3 separate regions of the Homo sapiens genome follow, and regions 1 and 2 are each linked to region 3. Evidence: chromatin contacts called from ENCODE Hi-C or POLR2A ChIA-PET data. All regions are on one chromosome and are shown on one strand. The core of a region is the stretch at or near the end of the contact, and the rest is flanking DNA. Distances in the headings are between cores, read along the strand shown.

What was found. Hi-C counts contacts between places; a loop is a spot of excess contacts on that map. ChIA-PET counts read pairs that join two places held with the same protein, here RNA polymerase II (POLR2A). Pooled maps may share reads with other maps.
Region 1: a map of CD8-positive, alpha-beta T cell shows a loop between it and region 3 (9-fold over the local background). The contact joins the promoter of ZNF790 here to the promoter of U2AF1L4 in region 3. A Hi-C loop is called at or near these places in 1 of 168 maps with a recorded cell type or tissue (CD8-positive, alpha-beta T cell) and 5 of 50 pooled maps. POLR2A ChIA-PET finds 5 or more read pairs at or near these places in 1 of 52 experiments (activated CD4-positive, alpha-beta T cell).
Region 2: a loop to region 3 is called in a pooled map, with 15 times the contacts of the local background. The contact joins the promoter of ZNF850 here to the promoter of U2AF1L4 in region 3. A Hi-C loop is called at or near these places in 2 of 37 single-sample maps with no recorded cell type and 8 of 50 pooled maps.

The regions. Positions count from the first base shown.
Region 1 is chr19:36,836,863-36,839,943 of GRCh38, reverse strand. It overlaps ZNF790 (zinc finger protein 790), which reads left to right and starts at 1,557. Exons shown (of 5, transcript NM_206894.4): 1 at 1,557-1,607.
Region 2 is chr19:36,771,447-36,774,201 of GRCh38, reverse strand. It overlaps ZNF850 (zinc finger protein 850), which reads left to right and starts at 1,395. Exons shown (of 5, transcript NM_001193552.2): 1 at 1,395-1,477. It overlaps LOC728485 (a long non-coding RNA gene), which reads right to left and starts at 1,049. Exons shown (of 2, transcript NR_164117.1): 1 at 693-1,049. RefSeq lists enhancers at 1,135-1,294, 1,435-1,574 and a silencer at 1,561-1,855.
Region 3 is chr19:35,743,773-35,746,858 of GRCh38, reverse strand. It overlaps U2AF1L4 (U2 small nuclear RNA auxiliary factor 1 like 4), which reads left to right and starts at 1,441. Exons shown (of 6, transcript NM_001040425.3): 1 at 1,441-1,511; 2 at 1,647-1,734; 3 at 2,438-2,536; 4 at 2,714-2,847; 5 at 2,955-3,050. The coding sequence starts at 1,468. It overlaps PSENEN (presenilin enhancer, gamma-secretase subunit), which reads right to left and starts at 1,208. Exons shown (of 4, transcript NM_172341.4): 1 at 1,159-1,208; 2 at 868-1,024; 3 at 336-440; 4 at 1-151. The coding sequence starts at 928. The coding sequence ends at 12. RefSeq lists a silencer at 2,729-2,889.

The DNA.
Region 1 (3,081 bases), core at 308-2,807, 1.1 Mb before region 3:
TTACAGGCATGCACCACCACACCTAGCTAATTTTTGTATTATTAGTAGAGACAGGGTTTTACCATGTTAGCCAAGCTGGTCTCGAACTCCTGACCTCAGGTGATCCACCCTCCTCAGCCTCCCAAAGTGCTGGGATTACAGGCGTGAGCCACCGCGTCCAGCTGAGAGATTAAAACTATTAAAGAGCCAAGATATTATTAATACCCTAAAGATCAGCTGGAGCTGGAGCTGGGTATCAGAAATGATCACACAGGTTATGTGCAGTGACTCATGCCTGTAATGCCAGTACTTTGTGAGGCCTACTTGGGAGGATCACTTGAGCCCAGGAGTTCGAGACCAGCCTGGCCAACATGGCGAGACCCTGTCTCTATAAAAATTAGCTGAGTGTGATGGCACACACCTGTAGTCCCAGCTATTCTGGAGGCTGAGGTGGGAGGATCACTTGAGCCAGGGAGGCAGAGGTTGCAGAGAGCCTAGATCGTGCCACTGTACTCCAGCCTGGGTGACAAAGCCAGACCCTGTCTCAAAAAAAACAACAAACAAACAAACAAAAAGAGAAATGATCACATAGAATGGGCATTTGTTCTTGAGATACCAACACTTGTGTGGAGTTATACTGAACTTACACATTTTATGCACTTCAAGTATTTTCTGTTTCACAATAAAAAAAGAAACAACTATTTTAGTTACCTGATAAGTTTGAAAGTACTGAAAAAAATTACTCCTCTGTCAGAAAGTTTAGATGTAGATTGAAATGATGTACATCTAAAAGAGAAGCAAATGAAAACTGGCAAGTGTGTACTTCAGCAAAAAGAATGGCATGAATGGAATTTACAAAACAGTACTAATGTTACTATAAACATTAATTGAAACCAAACACTTTAAGGGCGATTGGAGGATGGGAATAAGGTATTAGGAAGAGTTCTCATGGATTCCCAGACAGGGTACCCCTATAGGGCTGGGCATGTAGCTGTGTCCCATGGATCGTTTCCCCTTCGTTCTATCCCAGGCTGGTACTTGTGGGACAAGAGGTGTCCACCCAGCCGGGCCGAGGCTCGGGCAGAGACGGGACAGACTCGCCACTCGCTTGGCACAGTCTTGTAGGACTTTCCCGCCATGCCACATAGGTCAGAGGCCCACGCAGCGAGCTCCTACTGAAAACCATCGCACCATCCCCCCGGGGCATTTCTGCAGTGTTCCAGGCTCTGGACTACATTTCCCAGGGCCGTCGGGACCAAGGTTACTTCCAGCCTAAGATGGCCTGGGCTTACTGTCCTGTTCCCAGGGCTGGGAGCCTTTTGCAGAGGTAGGGCAGCCTGCATGCCTCCGCTGAAGCTTCCTAAACGCGGCCTGGAATTCTGGAAGCTCTCGGCAGCAGATGTGAGCGGTGTGTGGGCGATGGTCTTTGCCCAGCGAGGGGATGGGGCTCAAATGCAGGGTCCGTTAATGGTGACCGCGGTGTCCGGGGCAGTTAAAGACGGCCCAGGCTCCGGACTACATTTCCCAGAGTGCACCGTTCCCCGGGCAACTTCCTGTCAGCCCTCTGTCCCTTTAGGGTTAATAGAAAGATCGCGGAACCTTCCACCATCAAGGGACCGCAGGGCCGGGTGAGTGATTCCGAGACACAGAAGCCGAATGACTCCGGAGGGCCCGAGGCCGGGGCTGAGGGGAGTGAGGTGCTAATGTCTTTGGAGTTGGTGGCTTTGCCGGCGAGGGAGCGTGGGGGCGAGCGATCGCGATGGGAGCAGTGGATGCGAGAGTGAAATTGATGCAGGAGCTGGGGCCGCGACGGGAGCTTGTGTGTGTGTGTGTGTATGTGTGTGTGTGTGTGTGTGTGCGCGCACGCGCACACGACGTTGACAGGCGCTGTGTGTGACCCTAATGGACTATTTAAATGTGACTGTATGTACGTGATTATGACTGCGTCGCGTTGTGCGTGACCACGTTCGTAAAGGTGGTGATAGCAGCCGCTATGGGGCCAAAAACAAAGAATTGAGCTTTGCGTTGAGTGACAGGCATAGTCCTTCGTGAATGTGTGGGGAGCAGTTTTTGTGCTGGCCCGTAGCTGGATTGGAGTGGGGGCAACCTAGAAGGAGGGGAGAAGAATGGGACACAGTGTAGACAACATAGTTCAAGAGTTTCTCCGTAAATTAGAGCAGAGAAATGGAGCAGCAGGTTGGGGTAGAGGGCTGGGGAAGACGGCTGGGGAACAACCACCCATCAACATGTTGTTGGAAATGAGCCACGAGAGGGGGGAAAAGTCCAGGCAAGGGTAAGTAAACAAGGCTCATCTGTGTGGGTGTAGTTAAAAATGCAAGAATTAAAAAAAATAGAAAAGGGTAATCGCGCTGCAGAGAGTAAACCATGAGCTGAAGATTTCAGATATAGGGGGAAAATACCCTGTGTTTGGTAGAGGTCAACAAAAGTGAGATGTGGTGAGTTATATACAATCTCATGGCAGGAAATTCAAAACTAGAGTTTGTGGAGGGAGGAAGAAAGGTCTGAAGGTAGTGAACAACAAGGAGGCCGGCCATCTGTTCCATTTTCAGACCCACTGGTAAGAGGCTGTAGCTGGGGAAATGTTGAGAGGGCTGCAGAGTCCTCCAGATACAGCCTAGTTTCTGTTAGACTCAGAATGTTAGGGCGTGTTCAAGGAAGTGGTTGAAGATAAAAGAGGAGTTGGTTGTTAATGAATTATGAATTCCATTATGAAGGCATACAGGAAAAGTGTTGAAAGTTGGGAAGAATGAGAAAAGGGGACAAATGAGACTTGATGGTATACAATGTCCGAAAAGACAGTTGACTAGAAATTCTGGGACTTCTTATAGTAGATAAATATAAATACAAGGTTGGATTGACATTTATTCTGGTTGGATTCAAGTCAGTTTTGGAGAGATAGCGTGGGATAGTGAAAGATGATTTCTTGAGTGTGAGAAACAAACTTACCCGTCCCAAAGAATGGACTCAGAGACCCGGAGAACAGCAAAAGTGAGACTTTTAATGATGGTCTTGCAAGATCAGTGTCTGATAGGCACACCCAACAGTTTCAACAAGCAATTTATCCCCTAGTGCACAGGTTCC
Region 2 (2,755 bases), core at 146-2,645, 1.0 Mb before region 3:
TTGCCAAGTTTTAATGGATTCAGTGCTCATTAAAAACTTTTAGCCTGTCTTGATCTTTAACATAATTATTGGTGTGAAACAATGGCTTCTGTGGAAAATTAAAGTTTTAGTGGTTTGCTATTTGTGAAATACAGGCTTTTTCATGTATCATATTAGCATATAAGCTGGCTTAATCATTAGTACTGATCTTCAAGTTACTAAGACACCAGATATTTGTTACTTTGTAATTTGAGTTTTTAAAAAAATTCCGAAATTGGCTTTTCGATGTGTGAAAAGGACTACTTATTAGATGCTTGTTTTTAAATTTACATTCAATTAATTAAAGCTAGACTCTTTATATTCTTAGGCTTGGTATACTATTTGTATGTTTTGTAGTAAGTGTATAAAAATAATACCTTTGACTTTGTATAAAAAAAATCTTTCTTGCTTTAAAAGCCATGTTGGATTTGCATTCTAGACCGTAATAAATATAACTACTTTAACATAAAAATCTATTTATGTTGTTTATCAGATATTAGGGGTTTTTTTCCCTCTCCTGTCAACCTCCAAATAAAATCGATGCTCCAGAATGATGCCCTCTTATCATAATTTTACAAATACCTGGCTCCAAGGTTACTACCTGATACAAAAATACAATGCTGGTCTCCCAAACAGGCAACTCACATTGACACTCACACAGCTTCCACTCACACCTGCGATCACAAGGCAGCATCTTCGGGCCCTCGTCGGCCACGATCCGCTCCCAGAGAGCATTCGCGCACAATCTTATCCCATCCACGATTTTGATTCCTTTTCTCCCACTTCTTCAACCCTATCCGGGACGAGACCATCAGGTCCCACCTCCACCTTCACCTTCATTTTCCGCGCAATGCAGACTGAGCCCTGGACTCACCCATATACAGATTGAATTGTCCGGTCAGTGTTTCATCCCCTCTGCATTCTGAGGGCGAGTTAGCATCTGGGTGCATGAGTTCCAAACTAACAGCCAGGACCAGGCTTGGAGCCAAGAATCCTTTGGCTCGCATCGTGGCTGGGTTGACCGCTTTTCTGCCCTGGACTACATTTCCCATCGGTTCTACCGTTCGGGGCTACTTCCGCCGAGAACCGGAAGCACGTTTTCCTGTGTCTTACCCCAGATAACAGAGCTGCCAGGGATAATCAGGCCTGACCACTCTAGCGGGCGAGCCGGCCCCATAGCGAGCCGCTCGGCATGAGGGCTCTGCGATCCTCGTTGGAGAGGAGCGGTAAAAGGAAACAAGCCAGGCTTGGAAATGAGAGGCATAGGGAAGCCCGCAGTCGGGCTCTGGACTACATTTCCCAGAGGATCCCGCAGGCCGACGCCACGTCTCGCGAGATTTTGGCTTCCTCTTAGCCAGGTGGCGGGACCGTTTGCTGTGCCGATTTAGCTGCCGCCGCGCCTTGGAGTCCTGAGGAACTTGGCTAGGCTGGCCCCGAGCGGAACCAGAGAATGCTGAGGGTGAGGAATCCGGCTCCGGTCCTTTTGTGTGTGGAGGGCTGAGGAGAGGAGTTTGCGTGTGTGATCGCGATGGCTGCCGTGGGTCTCCGTGGTCTGTGACTGTGGCTGTGTGGTGCTGACTCTGGGTGATCAGGTGGGCGCTTGTGACTGTGCGCGCCCGGAGTGGGTGTGTGTGTCCTGGACGACCCTCGTTGTGCGTGCGGATGTGAAGAACCGGTGACTGTGTGGTTGGACTGCGTGTCCCGGGGTGGGTGTGTGACTTTGCGTGTCTGTGCAGTACCTTGTGTGCGTGAGTTGCAGGTCTGTGGCTGTGCAAGTGCAACTTGTGTGGCCCCTTGGTGTATGTGAGAGAGGAGAGTGTGATTGGCTGTGAGGCAGTGGGTAAGTGGATATGCGGAGGCATGTGTGCGATTGGGACTTTGTGTGTCCCCTTGAGAGAAAAAACTCTTTAGGCAGTTAGGGTGGGACCTTGGTAAAAGTCCTTTAAACAGAGAAACAGCCTGAAAAATCAGGCTGCAGGCATACATAAGGAAAACTCCACAGGGGGGTTGTCCTGAAGACATTCCTCAGCTGCACTGATAAGGGACCGAGGCCCAACATAGAAACGCCTTTGTCCTTTGTGTGACCAGCGGGCTTCCACGAAATAGTCGCTTCTTTTGTGGGCATGTACACGGTGGGCTCTGTTAGATTTTGAAGGGAAGGCGAGGGTTAAAGAAAGAGAGAGAGTTGGCGGCTCTATGGCGGGGACCAACTAAATGCCAGAGCCCACTGCCGCTTCCAGGCTGGGGTAATTACAGGCCTGGGCAGGAGGGGTCTGGGCGGTATGGCTTGTTGCCTGGGAGAAAGTTGATAAGGATGTTTCTTGGGCTTTTGCCCAGCAGGATGTGATAAGGAAGTCAGGCGGTTGGGAAGGATGTTTCGCACAGCCCAAACCCGGGTGGAATGTTTCCCTCTGACCAGGGTCTGTGAAATGGTGGGGGCTTACGAAACGGTGCAGCTTGGACTAACAGGTTCCGGCGGCCACTTTCCTTTTTTGGACATGCTTTAGACTGTGAGCGCGGCCTCTTTGAATCATAACTTCACCCCCTCATTGGTCCCGGGCCAAGCTTTCACTTCAGCCCCTGATTGGTCCCGGGCCAAACTTTCACTTCAGCTCCTGATTGGTCCCGGCCCAAACTTTCACTTCAGCTCCTGATTGGTCCCGGGCCAAACTTTCACTTCAGCCCCTAATTGGTCCCGGGCCAAACTTTCACTTCAGCTCCTGATTGGTCCCGGGCC
Region 3 (3,086 bases), core at 192-2,691:
TGCAGAAGTTGTCAGGGGGTGCCCAGGGGTATGGTGAAGGAGAGGTAGTCCCCAAGGGCACCCCAGCGGGGCCGGTAGATCTGGAAGATGGTGATCCAGGAGGTGAGCACTATCACCCAGAAGAGGAAGCCCACAGCTGAGCGCCAGACATCTGTCATGGGAAACAGAAGCTGGAAGGGTTGGCCTCCGGCTGCTCTCCAGACTTCCCTAGACCAGCCTTCCCTTCTCACCCAGAGCCCCAACATTTTGGATCCTCCATTGTCCCTTCCCACCAAGATTCCCCGCTTCCCCCTCTCCCCTGCCACTGGCCTCCCTCCTCTGTGCTCTAGACTCACAGCCTTTGATTTGGCTCTGTTCTGTGTAGGCTGGGACAAGGAAGGCCTCTCGGAAGAACCAGAAGATGTTGACCAACCAGAGAAAAGGCAGGAAAGCAAACCCCCCTAGGGAGAAAGAAAAACAAACAAACAAACCCCAAAACCTCATAAGGCAATGAAGATCTTCTCCAACTCCCACCGAGATCTATTTGGAAGAAACTCTCCCACACCCAAGTTCAAATGGAGATTTCTGTTGTCAGGGACTCAGGAATCTGGCTCCTCTTTGGGATCCAGGAATCTGATTCCTCAACCATCTCTTTCACAGGACCCAAGAGTCCAGGCCCTCAATCCCCCTCCTCTCTTGGGATCCAGAAATTGAGGCCCCAGCTTCCTCATTCCTCAGGACCCAGGCCCTCCCCACTCAAATCCAGGAGTCGGCGTTCGCAGGTCCTTCATCTCTTAGACTTAAGAATCCAGGCCCCGAGGCCCTCTTCCCTCGGGTGCTCTAGTCCAGTCCCCTCTCTTCTCCTGGGACCCTAGCGATCTGCCTTACCCAGGTAGTACTTCCGGCACAGGTTCAATTTCTCCTCATTGGACACTCGCTCCAGGTTCATAGCTGCGCTGGGGCCGGGTCGTCCCAAGGGTCTGCGGGGCAAGACCCAAGCCTTGACCCTAAGTAACAGATGCAAGGATCACGAACAACCACGCCCCTATTAGAACAAATCAGAGATAAATGTAAAGGTCGGTTTGCTGAAAGCAGGGCATCCCCACCCCCACTAGTAAGCTGGCTGGATTAAAGAGCTCTTTATATTTACTAGGGTGGGCGAAACGACCCCCAACTCACCAGGAGAGCTCACTTCCTCCGGCTGGGGTGCCTTAGCTACTTTCAGTTATGGACGTTTGCGCGAGACGCCCCAGGTTTCCCTGGAGATTGTAGTCTTCTTTGGGCGAGGCAACACTGCACGCATGCGCTGTTAAAAGAACTCCTACCGGGGAGTCTATGGGGAGGGCGCGCGCCTCCCACGCGCAAGCGCCCTGGGGCGTTTCCGAGCGCTTGGTAAGCGCCTGGAGAGGGCAACGAACTACACTTCCCAGTGCTCCTAAGCAACGGAAGTGACGTAAGAGCAGCCAGACCTGGAGGGCTTGGGTAAAAATGGCTGAATATTTAGCTTCGATATTCGGGACTGAGAAGGACAAGTGAGAACGGGCGCTGGGAGTGGACTCTCGGGGGGTCGGGGCCGGGGTACTGGGGTCCTGGGTGGTGGGGCGGTGTTTCTGGGGTGCCCAGCTTCCCCGGCCCTCGGTTCACCTTTGTCTTTGCACCTTTTCCAGGGTTAACTGCTCTTTTTACTTTAAGATCGGGGTCTGCCGGCACGGGGACCGGTGCTCCCGGCTTCACAACAAGCCGACATTCAGCCAGGTGAGACCCGGCACGGAGCCTCGGGGGTTAACGGCTCCCTGGCCCTTCCCCTTCTGGGGCCGTCGTCACCATGTCCCGCCTATTCCGGGTTCCTGAGTCCCTCCCCACCGCCCGGCTTTTTTTCTCATTGGACCTTTCTGCAGGCTCCTCCCACCGGTCTTCGTGCCGTTTTCCCGGGAACTTGGTCGCGCCCCCATGCGTACAGGCTACACACGGCGGCTGTTCATCTTTGCCAGTCCCTTCCATCCCGCTGTTCATCCTTGCCAGTCCCCTCCATCCCTTTTCTGGTTTCTTAGGGGCAAAGGATCGCCGATGCACTCATGATGCTTAGGCTGGGGTGTAAGGTTCCACCCCCAACCTTCATGCCTCACTCTCTGTTCATGCAGCCCTGCCCTCTGAGCTCAGGCCCCGCCCCTTTTAAATTCTGTGCAGACCATAGTGCTGCTCAACCTGTACCGGAATCCACAGAACACAGCCCAAACTGCAGACGGATCACACTGTGAGTAAGGGACCAGGCCTGGGGGCAAGGTGAACAGCCCCCAGTAGGCTACACTCTGATTCCACCCTGCCCGCCCCCACCCCAGGTCATGTGAGTGACGTGGAGGTGCAGGAGCACTATGATAGCTTCTTCGAGGTGAGGGTTGGTAGGGGCAGATGGGGTTTCTTGTGGGAGCTCAGCTGAGTTCCTCCCCGTCTTCCACAGGAGGTGTTCACAGAACTGCAGGAGAAGTATGGGGAGATTGAAGAGATGAATGTGTGCGACAACCTTGGGGACCACCTCGTGGGCAACGTCTATGTCAAGGTGCTTGCTGCCCCCCACTTAGGGCCCAGAAGTGGAGGCGTTTCAATGCCTGATGGTGGCCACTGTAGGCTCTCAGCTTGAATTTCATCACTAAATCCAGTCCAGCCCCAGAGCGGGTAGTGAGTCCCCTGAAGATCTCTGAGTTCTCCTGCTGACCCTGACTGACATTTCCTGCAGTTCCGGAGGGAGGAGGATGGAGAGCGGGCCGTGGCTGAACTCAGTAACCGCTGGTTCAACGGGCAGGCTGTGCACGGTGAGCTGTCTCCTGTCACTGACTTCCGGGAGTCATGCTGTCGCCAGTATGAGATGGGGTATGGTAGTTCAAGGGTGGGATGGGCACTTGGAATCCCAGACTTTGAATGCGTGGTAGGGGCTGTCAGTGACAATGGCTTCCTCCATCTCTCTACCCTCTATGCAGGGAATGTACCCGAGGTGGCTTCTGCAACTTCATGCATCTGCGGCCCATTTCCCAGAACCTCCAGAGGCAGCTCTATGGGCGGGGACCCAGGCGCAGGTACCTCAGGACCAGCCTGCTATGTCTCCTCATGTC